2 separate regions of the Homo sapiens genome follow, and region 1 is linked to region 2. Evidence: read pairs that join two places in POLR2A ChIA-PET (ENCODE). Cell type or tissue: PC-9. All regions are shown on one strand. Links, peaks and the distances in the headings refer to the core of each region. The heading gives the core; the rest is flanking DNA.

What was found. ChIA-PET counts read pairs that join two places held together with the same protein. Peaks named below come from ENCODE experiments on the same cell type or tissue, not always from the same donor. Only the 100,000 strongest peaks of a DNase experiment are listed, where the experiment ranks them.
Region 1: POLR2A ChIA-PET joins it to region 2 with 9 read pairs; 2 of 35 experiments call an interaction of 5 or more read pairs at or near these places.

Annotation. Positions count from the first base shown.
Region 1 is chr9:90,292,636-90,298,028 of GRCh38, forward strand. No RefSeq gene overlaps it. Among named protein-coding and RNA genes, the nearest start is that of LINC01508, 140 kb to the right of the region's middle. In PC-9, for the core only: no CTCF peak of the experiment used is centred there; no DNase peak of the experiment used is centred there.
Region 2 is chr9:90,430,949-90,436,341 of GRCh38, forward strand. It overlaps LINC01508 (long intergenic non-protein coding RNA 1508), which reads right to left and starts at 2,541. Exons shown (of 3, transcript NR_109795.1): 1 at 2,483-2,541. In PC-9, for the core only: no CTCF peak of the experiment used is centred there; a DNase peak (open chromatin) is centred at 2,693; H3K4me3 peaks cover 2,051 bases; H3K27ac peaks cover 2,187 bases.

The sequences.
Region 1 (5,393 bases), core at 278-5,277, 140 kb before region 2:
ACTTTGGTATGTTCTCTTTTATCAACAGGTATAAACGATTAAAAACAGAAACAGAGCTGGGCATGGTGGCTCATGCCTGTAATCCCAGCACCTTGGGAGGCTGAGGCGGATGGATCATGAGGTCAGGGGTTTGAGATCAGCCTGACCAACATGGTGAAACCCCAACCCTACTAAAAATATAAAAATTAGCCAGGCGTAGTGGCGTATGCCTGTAATCCCAGCTACTTGGGAGGCTGAGGGAGGAGAAACACTTGAACCCAGGAGGCGGAGGTTGCAGTGAGCCGAGATTGCTCCACTGCACTCCAGCCTGGGCAACAGAGTGAGACTCTGTCTTAAAATAAAATTAAATTAAAAAAAAACAGAAATAAATCACAAGAAATAGAAATGAATTATGAAAATAGAAATTAGAAATGAATTACAAGAAATAAAAAAATGGAAAGGAAGAAGAAAATAATTCAATAAAATGTAAAGACAACAAAAAAACACAAAACCTTGGGATAGCCCCTCTTTTCTTTTCTCAGAATAAAAATCTCTGTCCTCCTCAAAACCATGATTCTGACTAGCCTGCAGGTACAGTCCCTGGCAGAAGCCATTTGTACCGGCAGCAGTGGCCCTGCTTGGCTGGGTCAGAGGACACTGAATGAATGGTAAGCCTTTGTCAAACTCTTAATTTCCACACACTCGGTGTTCCTATTTAACTATTTGTTTATCTGTTTATAACTCATTATCCACATCATACAAAAATACATTCTCATCCTCAAACATTCCAGCAATTTCAGAGTATGTAAAATAAACATTAAAAGGTTCAGATGGCCTCCCATTCTCATATTTTCTTCTTTTCTTCTTCTTCACCATACTTTCCAATGATGATTTTGGCAAATAGCTCTGTCTTTTGTTTATTTTGTAGTGCTCTTACACAAATAGTTAATAAATGTAAACACTTTATTTATTTTTATTTTTATTTTTGAGATGGAGCCTCCCTCTGTTGCCCAGGCTGGAGTGCCATGGTGTGATCTGGGCTCACCACAAACTGCCTCCCGGGTTCAAGCAATTCTCCTGCCTCAGCCTCTCAAGTAGCTGGGATTACAGGCACGTGTCACCACGCCCAAGTAATTTTTGTATTTTTAGTAGAGATGGGGTTTCACCATGCTGGCCAGCTTGGTCTCGAACTCCTGAGCTCAGGTGATCTGCCCGTCTTGACCTCCCAAACTGCTGGGATTACAAGCATGCGCCACCGCGCCTGGCCTAAATATATACACTTTAAATTAAAAATTGGAATATGGTATGCATACATTTTTAGAAAACCGGCTTTTCGTTGCACAGAGCTTGCTTCTCATCAGTGAGTGTATTCAGAATACATCAGTGGGTGTATTCTCTGCCATATTCTTTTGGGAGACTACATAATATTCCATTAAAAAGATGCTCTTCAATGTAGTTGTCACTAATGGACATTTTTATTGATTTTTCATTTTTTTCTCAATGCCCCATGAATATTTTTGTACATAATATTTATGTAACAGTTTTATTGATATATAATTCATATATAAATTGCCCATTTAAATGGTTAATTCAATGGTTTTTAGGATATCCACAGTTTTGCAACCATTACCATGATCAATTTTCAAACGTTTTCATCATTCCGAAGAGAAACTTGGCCATTTAGCAGTTACTCCTCATTTTCCTCAACCCCTCTCCTTGGTGCTAAGCGGCCATTAATAGATTTGTCTATTCTGGATATTTTTTATATATTGAATCATACCATATGTAGCTTGTTTTTTTTTTTTTTTTTTTTTTTTGGCTTGCATCCTTTTACTTAGCATTATGTTTTCAAGGTTCATCCATATTGTAGCATGTATCAGCATGTCATTCCTTTTTATTATTGAATAATATTTAATTATATAAATATGTCACCTTTTACCAATTCATTCATTGATGGAAATTTGGGTTTCTTCTAATTTTTGAATAATAAGAGTAATGTTGCTAGGAACATTCATGCAAAAGTGTTTGTGGGGGCATATATCTTCACATTTTTTTGTATTTGGGTGTAAACCTAAAAGTAGAATTTCTAGGTCATTTAACTTTTTGAGGAAATGCCAAACTGTGTTCCAAAGTGGCTGCACGGTTTTATATTCCCACCACCAATGTATGAGGATTCCAATTTCTTCACTTCCTCTCAACACTTTTAATTTTCTGGTTTTTTTTTTTTTGTTTTTTGTTTGTTTTGTTTTGTTTTTTAATAGCCTAGTAGGAGTGAGGTGGTATAGAACTGTGTTTCTGATTTGCTTTTGTCTGACGACTAATGATGTTGAGCATCTTTCATGGGTTTATTGGCCCATTGTATATTTTCTTTAAAGAAATATCTATTATTTGCCCCATTTTAATTGGGTTATATGTCCTCATATTATTAAGTTGTAAGAGTTTTTTATAGTTTCCAAATAAGTCTACAAGATTATCCACGTCTTAGTTCATAAAACAAGTCTTGAAAAATTTACAAAGATTAAAATCATACTAAGTATCTTTTCTGACCATAAGGGAATAAAACTAGAAATCAATAGCAAAAGGAGAGCTGAAAAAAACACTAATATGTGGAAAGTAACACACTGTTAAATAATGGGTTAAGGAAGAGGTCACAAGGAAAATTAGAAAATATCTCGAACCAAAGGAACACACGTTTGTTTAACATACTAATTCTGCTTCAGTGTCACATTGAAGGGAAATGTTTACCCTTTCAGATTTTTTTTTCCAGAAAATAGGTGGGCATTCAAAATTCAAACACAAAATATAAAATACTTGAACTAAATAGAAAAATACTTGAACTAAAATATTTACATTTTAATTTAAAAATTGGAACTGCGAATAACTGCTGCCAAACTCTGCTGACACTTTAATTTCAGCCTGTGAGACACTGAACAGGGAACCCAGTCATGCTCTGCCGGATTCTGACCCACAGAAACTCAGATGGACATTTGTGATGTTCTAAGCTGCTGAGTTTGTAGTAATTTGTCATGCAGCAAATTAAGCAATAAAATAACACGATAAAAAAAAACCCTAGAAATAAATACTTAACAAAATACTCCCAAAGACAAAAATGGCATTTCATAAGGAAAAAGACATACATGTTGTCTGTGAGATTACATAAAAGATGTGTTTAAGTTTCATATGCAAAAATAAAGAGGGTTAAAAGATTATGTACTGTTTTATAATGTTCTAATGTCAAAATAATATAAAGAATCTTAACATTGGAAGGAATTCAGGGTCATTTTATTAAACTTCTAAGCCAATTTTGGAATATTTCTCCATAAATTCTGATAATTATGCAACTAATTACATTGCTTCATGAGAAACTAATTCGTTTTTGAATAAGTTTAATATTTAAAAGATTATTTTTTTATTTGGATATTTATTATTAGCCTGTCTGATTCTATTTATTTGTGTTAATTCTGTCTCTGTAATTGCATAGGGAAGGTTTAATCCTGTTTAGTTATGGACAATATTTCAAATGTTTGAAGGCAGACTCTGTATGTCTCTGCCCCAACCACCAGTTCTTTTTGAGGAGCACACCCAGTTCCCTTATTCACATAATGTCCTCATATTTTTGTCTTAGTGGCTAAACACTCCTTCTGTAACTGTCCAGTTTGCCAATGTTGTCTTAGCCTTTCCTTCTTTCATTTTTAAGAGCGAGTAACAGAGGCTTCCATTTACTATCAATGTTTAATATTCTGTGCCTCCAAAATGCAGTGAGTTAGAATTGTGTGTTGTTTTTCTAGCAACAAAAATTTAACCACAAAAGTAAAAACGTCTCCAAGTGACAGTATTTGCATTAACTTGCTTGGAAGTGTTCTTTTTCATTCTGAGGTTTACAAAACCTGAGATGTTAGAAGAAGATTAGAGCTCATCAAATCCAGTTTCTCATTTCATCCATAAGGAAGCCCTTGCCCTGGAAGACATGTGGTCAGTCTCAGTGCACACAGCTGGGTCGCTGCAGACGACTGAAGGCAGGTTTTCCCCAGTATTTTGAGCTACGCACAGTACAGACAAATCCAACATCTTTGCAAACACAGATGTGAGGTACTAGTTTTATTTCTTCAATTGACTGATGCAGTAACAGTGTGCTAAAAGCTAGACTCAGTCACATGATTGATCCCCTAATAATACTCAGTGATTTCCTCGTAGATTTCTTCCAAGAAATTTGACGCACAGCATGATATACTGCATTAATCCTCTAGAGCATCTGTGACTATAAATCATCAGAGGTTGTGGCGCTCAGTTTATATCCAAAAGCCAATTATAAAGAGAGAGAAAATGTGCAATAAATTACTGACATAATTAAACTGTTAAAAAATATCTATTGACATATGACGGACATAATGAAAAAAACATGGAAAAATTAAGAAAATTAAGTATTTTGTTTCATAGTGGGATAACTGGTTTTTTATTTCCTTGAAAGTTTTTATATTGCTATTATGAACTATAAGCAAATTAGATAGAAAAAAAGAAAGCTAAATTGAATATTCTATTTACTAGAAATTTCCCAGAGGCCACATTAATTTTACATCCAATTGCCACTTTAACGTCTTCCCCTGTGTTCCTTCCCTACCCAAACTCCTGCTGTTTGCCATCTGAGGTAATGACTCTCCTGAAATTTGTGTTTATCATTCTGATGCTTTTGCAAAATACTATTTTAGCATGAAAGTTTCTAGAAACCTTTTTAAAAGTTCTTATGATAATTAATTTCTTAACTTTATCAAAATGACATCCTGCTATATTTAACCTTCAGAAATGTGCTACATTTTATTACTGTATATTGCTAAGATTGAACTCTATGGCTCTGTGTGGCTGCCATGTTGACTACTACATAATATTTCATGTGTGACTGTGCCACAGTTAATTTATACATTCTTCCACTAACAGGGGTTTTGGTTATTTCCAAGGTATGTCTAACAAAAACCGTGCTGTTTTGAACTTATACGTCATTCCTAATGCACACTTGCAAAGTTCTTGGGAATGTTCCCAGGAAGAGAATTTCCTAGTCATAATAAGATACGCAAATATTCCACTTTACTACATAATGCTACATAATTTACCCAAGTAGTTATATTAATTTACATTTCTATGAACAATATATACAAGATTCTTGATTTATATCATCTGCAAATCTTGGTATTGATGGTTTTCTCAAGTAATGGCAATTTAATAGATATAAAATATTATTTCATCATAGCTTCACTTGCACTGCTTGTTAGAGGTTAAATTTAAATATATCTTTCATATATTTATTGGCCATGTATGTCTTTTTCCTTATGAAATGCCATTTTTGTCTTTCGGAGTATTTTGTTAAGTATTTATTTCTAGGGTTTTTTTTATCGTGTTATTTTATTGTTTAATTTGCTGCA
Region 2 (5,393 bases), core at 129-5,128:
GAGGGTTTGTATTCTAGGAGAGGCACTGGAGTTTAATAGTTCAGGAAATGGAATGGTTTGATGAGATGCTCCAGAATTCTTAGGGAGTAGTTGGCAACTCCAAAGTAAAGGTGAAGATTTGTGCTTTAAATCAATAGACTGTAATTCAGAAAAAGACAGAATTCAAGGTCCCAAACAGTATTTTTTAAGTAAACAGATCTAATTTGTTTGTTTGCTTCATTTTTTGAGGTAGAAAAGTATAGAAGATTCAAGTAATCTTCCTTTTGATCTAAGAATAGTGGTAATATAATTATGTGATAAATAAAAGAAGGAAATCAAAATACTCCAGTTTTATAACATAAATATAACTACAGCATGCATTTTCAATAGAGGCAATATCACTCCTTAGGAGGTAAAAATTCCGGAAGCAAAAAAATTATTAGATATGATATTTATTTGTGGCTCTCCAAAGCTCAACCTTACCCAACAAAACCTTATTTTCTCTGGCAGGGTGTGGTGGCTCACACCTGTAATCCCAGCACTTTGGGAGGCCGAGGCAGGTGGATCACTTGAGATCAGGAGTTGGAGACCAGCCTGACCAACTTAGTGAAACCCCGTCTCTACTAAAAATACAAAAATTAGCTGGGCGTGGTTGTGGGCACCTGTAATCCCAGCTACTCAGGAGACTAAGGCAGGAGAACCAACCTTATTCTCTAGTATTTAATTTCTCCTATTGAGTTTTCTTAGATATCACAAAAGCAGCATGGACACTGAGTTCCTGGCAGAGACCCAAAACGTATCCAAGGTCATGTTACAAAAATGTGGCAAATGGCCATGAGTAGGGGGCTTCTTCTCCATCCCTTGCTCCATTTCAAAGTCACATGGGGAGAGCTGGCCTGTGCTGTTGGCTGCCCTGGTCACCTTGTAAGCATTGCTTCTCACATGATCTCAGTGATTTTATGTGTGACTTAGGCTTTGGGAATTAAATGTAATTGTTTGTATTTTATCATTTAATTATAAAAATGTTATTCAACTCATTGTTGACTATGTCAAGTGCTAAAAAAAAAGCAGTGATGAATTATAGTTAAAAAGTATCTTTTCTTATCAAGCAAAAGTTAACTTCACTAAATTTTTGAAGAAATTAATTTTTCAATTATTCACCTTTGATGGGAAAAAGCAGTTATGAATGATGTTTAAAATGTATATTACATTGCTATTATTATATATTTATAAACAATGTGATCCATTGCAGTTTGTATAAAGCAATAAATTACATTAATAGTTATTAGGCTAAAAAGAGAAAGTTAAATGTTATAGCTTTTAATTTTAAGTTTTAACTTAAGCATTTTATTTAGTCATTCTTAACCTGGCAATGAATAAAATTAGTAAGGTTTGTACTTAGTCTTTTTCTTTTCGTATGAAGCACAGACATGTACACTACATAAGCAGATATACAGTGTACTCATGGTATTAAAGTTTCTCATAGGTGATGATTAGACAAAAATCTGATGTCTATTTTCTCTTCCCCAAATTAATATAATACTAGTAGTAATGCAATCAGGTCACGTAATACCTGCATTAGGCAAAGATCTGATGCATCAATAACAGCATTTGAGAAATCTTCTCAAAATTAAAAACTAGGTGAACACTCCCCATTCCCCTGAGATGTAATAAATATCGCAGATTGGCTGGGATTCTTTTTGTCCATGACTTTATAATTTTCCTAAATACAAACATACCTATAGCAAATCAAACAACACTATGTATTGTGACAATCTGATATTTTTTAATTATAAAGAGACACTCATCTTTGAGTGAATACACATTGATATTTATTCCCATAATCTGGATTTATTAAAATTAAGCTTCCGAGCTGGGTCCTTGATTTAGGCTTAAATTCCCTGACCCAGTTTTGATGCTAGTGCCAAGTTCCAAATGTATGAAATGGAGTTGTTTCTGCCTTAAGACTGAAAGCAGTTAACAGAAAGCCTCCATTTTAAGTTTTTATCCATAAAGCGGAGAAGCTGAGTGGGTTGATATGGGGGTGGAGAGGGGTTTGCCTTAAACAGATATTCTTCCTCATGAACCAGTTTTCTCTGTGGATATTTAGACTAGCAAAACAGACCACGCTGGTCAGGAGGCGGGCGGAGGTGTACAAGCAGATTAGGAGTAACGTTATCCCTTGACTTAGGCCTGTATGACTGAGACACACATACGCACACACATGCACGGCACTGCATGTGCTCAGAAGGACCTGGTCTCATCCTGAAGGTGGAGTAGGATGACAGAGGCTGTGATTAAATTCAAGCTCTCACAGCAGCAGTCTAAGTCATCCTTTGAGAGGACTGTATTCAGGGTGGAACTCCGAAAAGAAATCCTCCGTCTCTCTTACTGCCAATTCACAAATCATATGCTCTTTAGCAAACAACAACAACAAATATACAAACGAAAAAACCCAGGGGCCGTTCTTCTTCCTCCTGGGACTCAGGTTTGTGCTTGTTACCTGGAGGCCTTTGTGAAGTGACACGTGTAGGTGCACAGTCTCTCCCCACCCGCGTCGTCACAGTCAGTGCCTGAGTTCTCTCTGGCAAGTTCAAGTTCGAGAGAGAGTGTGTTTCCTCAGACTTAGAGCCAGGCCCTCAGGGAGCTGGGAGTGCACTACTGTGCTGGGAGGGGTTTTGAGGAATGCTGACGTTTTCCCCGAGGTCATTTGTCGAGCTTCACTGGCTTTCCCACTTTCTGAAGATTCCTCTTGTTAGTTTCTATTTATATAAGGACTCACCTCCTTTCAACTAAAGCAGGGATCCCCCTCCCCCACCCCGGGCCTGTCTGTGGCCTGTTAGGAACCGGGCCGCACAGCAGGAGGTGAGCAGCCCAGCCTAGCCAGCATTACCGCCCAGCTCCGCCTCCTGTCAGAACAGCAGAGGCATTCCATTCTCATGGCAGCGGAGCCCTACTGTGAACTGCACACGCGGGGGATCTAGGTTGCGTGCTCCTTTTAAGAATCATCTAATGCTTGATGATCTGTGGAACAGTTTCATCCTGAAAACATCCCCCCATCCTCACCTCCACCCAGCTCCATGGGAAATCTCTTCCCTGGAGTTACCAATCAGGAAAGTAGAAATCCAATAGTTTGATTAGACACAACTTTCCATGCAGAACGAATGATATCACACATGCGATGAGGGAGATGGGTAAAATCATTTCAAACGGTCATCCCGGAACTAAAATTCTATTGCACAAGTCATCACTGTGGTTCAGTAATGGACCAAAAGGAGTGTACGCTTATAGCCAATTCTACTTCTGAGCTCAAAAGTAATTTGAAAGGTCAATGAGTTTTTAAAACCAATTTTACACAATTCCTCATTTCCTTAGAATATGAGATTATATTCTTTACACTCTTAAAAATTTACAGCACACTAACAAGCGATCATAGACATACAAGAACATTAAGAAGAATAGGAAAATAAATTGTTATAAACAGGGAAAACAGCAAGTGAAAGAATAAATAAAAAATGATTCATCTTTACCAAACTAGACTTCTAAGCTTAGTTCTAACATCCGATATCTCAAATACTAAAAGCAATTGAATACTTAATGATAATCAGTTCTTTCATTATAGCTGGTTTCAATGTGAAAACAGTTACTAATCAATTTGCCGTATGCATGGTTACTGTGGATATTATTTATTTGCGTATTATTTATTTATTAACATAAAATTTTGGTATTCACAAGAAAATTTCAGAAACTGTCTCTATTCTCTGAAGATGTAAATAAATGAAGATGAAAGAGGAAAAAAACAATTTTGATAATTTCATGCTTCAGCTGAGGACCTGTGTTTGACAGCAAAAGCACCAGGCTTTGTACTTCTCTCTTTTTTCACTGATTCCTGGCATAGCACAGTGCTTCTGACCTGCATAAAACTAAATATTTCTATAAATGCTCTCAGTCTTCTGTTATTTCAAAAAAATTGACAGCAGGAAAGACCATTAAAAGATCAAGGTTTATGTCAAGCAACTAAAAGAAATTAAATTTTGTTCATCTATCAGAGTTTGTCGAGGGAAACATTTCGGGCAGCAGTAGTCTTTCTATGGCAGGACTATTTTTCTATGCTGAAGCCTTATTAGCAAGCATCTTGCTCAGTATATGCCAGGAATTTCTCTCCAGTCACTGAAATAACCAAAAATCTGATGTGCTCCCTGAGCAGCAGAGCATCCCGGAATTGAGAGCTATTGAAAGATAACATACATGAAACTCCTTAAAATGGAAAAATAAAATCTCACTTCTGATGATCTGTTTACTGCCATCTTGATCAAGCAGCACCTGGTGTCCTGCTCTCCGCTACTCCCACACATGAATTTCCCAGTCCTCAAAAAGGGAGCATCTTGCAGAACTCTTTCCCAAGGCTAAGCTTGTGCTTGCCTTCTGGAAATCAAGAAGATATGCTTCGCTTTCACAGAAGAGTTTCTTGGGGTTAATGTGAGTCCACTATTCTCCTCCCTGGAATGTATGAGTTCCCGCAGAGACAGTGGGGCAGAGGAGAATGGTCCTGAGTGTCTCCAAATACTCAACTGCTCTCCTGGGAATGGGAGCACATAGGGCAGCAGTTACTCTTCCTATCTGCAGGCACATAAACTACCTTTTGGCTTTTCCTCAACAGGCTTTCCCATTAACATCCCCCATCTAGAGAAGGGCCACCAGAAAAACAAAAAAACAGAAAATACTATCAGCTATGTTTCATGCAAGGAAAAGATGGAGACAGAAGTTGACTGAGGTCCAATGGCAATACTTTGCATGTTAAAAATTTAATTTATTTGCACTATTTTCTTTCTTATAGGATGAATAATTGCAATTCTAATGTATAACCCAAACATTACTATCCTAAATCTGATTATTTATCTTGTTTTAACAATAGCTATATTTATAATATTTAATGCAGATCTGATCCCTAACTTTTGCATCCAATAGTTAAATTTTTTAAAAAGAAAATTTTATCATTTATTTCATTTTTTAAAGATATTTACTTTCCAATCACTTAAATATTTATCATACATATTTTTATTGTGATAAATATACATAATATAAAATGTAACATTTTAACAAATTTTAAGTGCGCAATTTTATTTTGTTACAATTTAGCTGGAATTTTGAAGTTAGTAGAATAGAAAAATTAGGAGTTAGCTAATTGAAATTATGTTCTCTCACATCAGAAGTTCAAACTTAACCCAAGATTGTCTGCTTGCTAGGAAATCATTGGTAACCTCCTACGGACATTTTAAAATGGGAAGAGCCATACAGTCCAAGCAATAATTTGAATGCAATCATTAGATCCAGCTGCATGATCCTTCAAGACGCCCTTAAAGGAAGTATTTATCTTCTAGGTTAATTGTAATTTTCATAACAACACTATGATA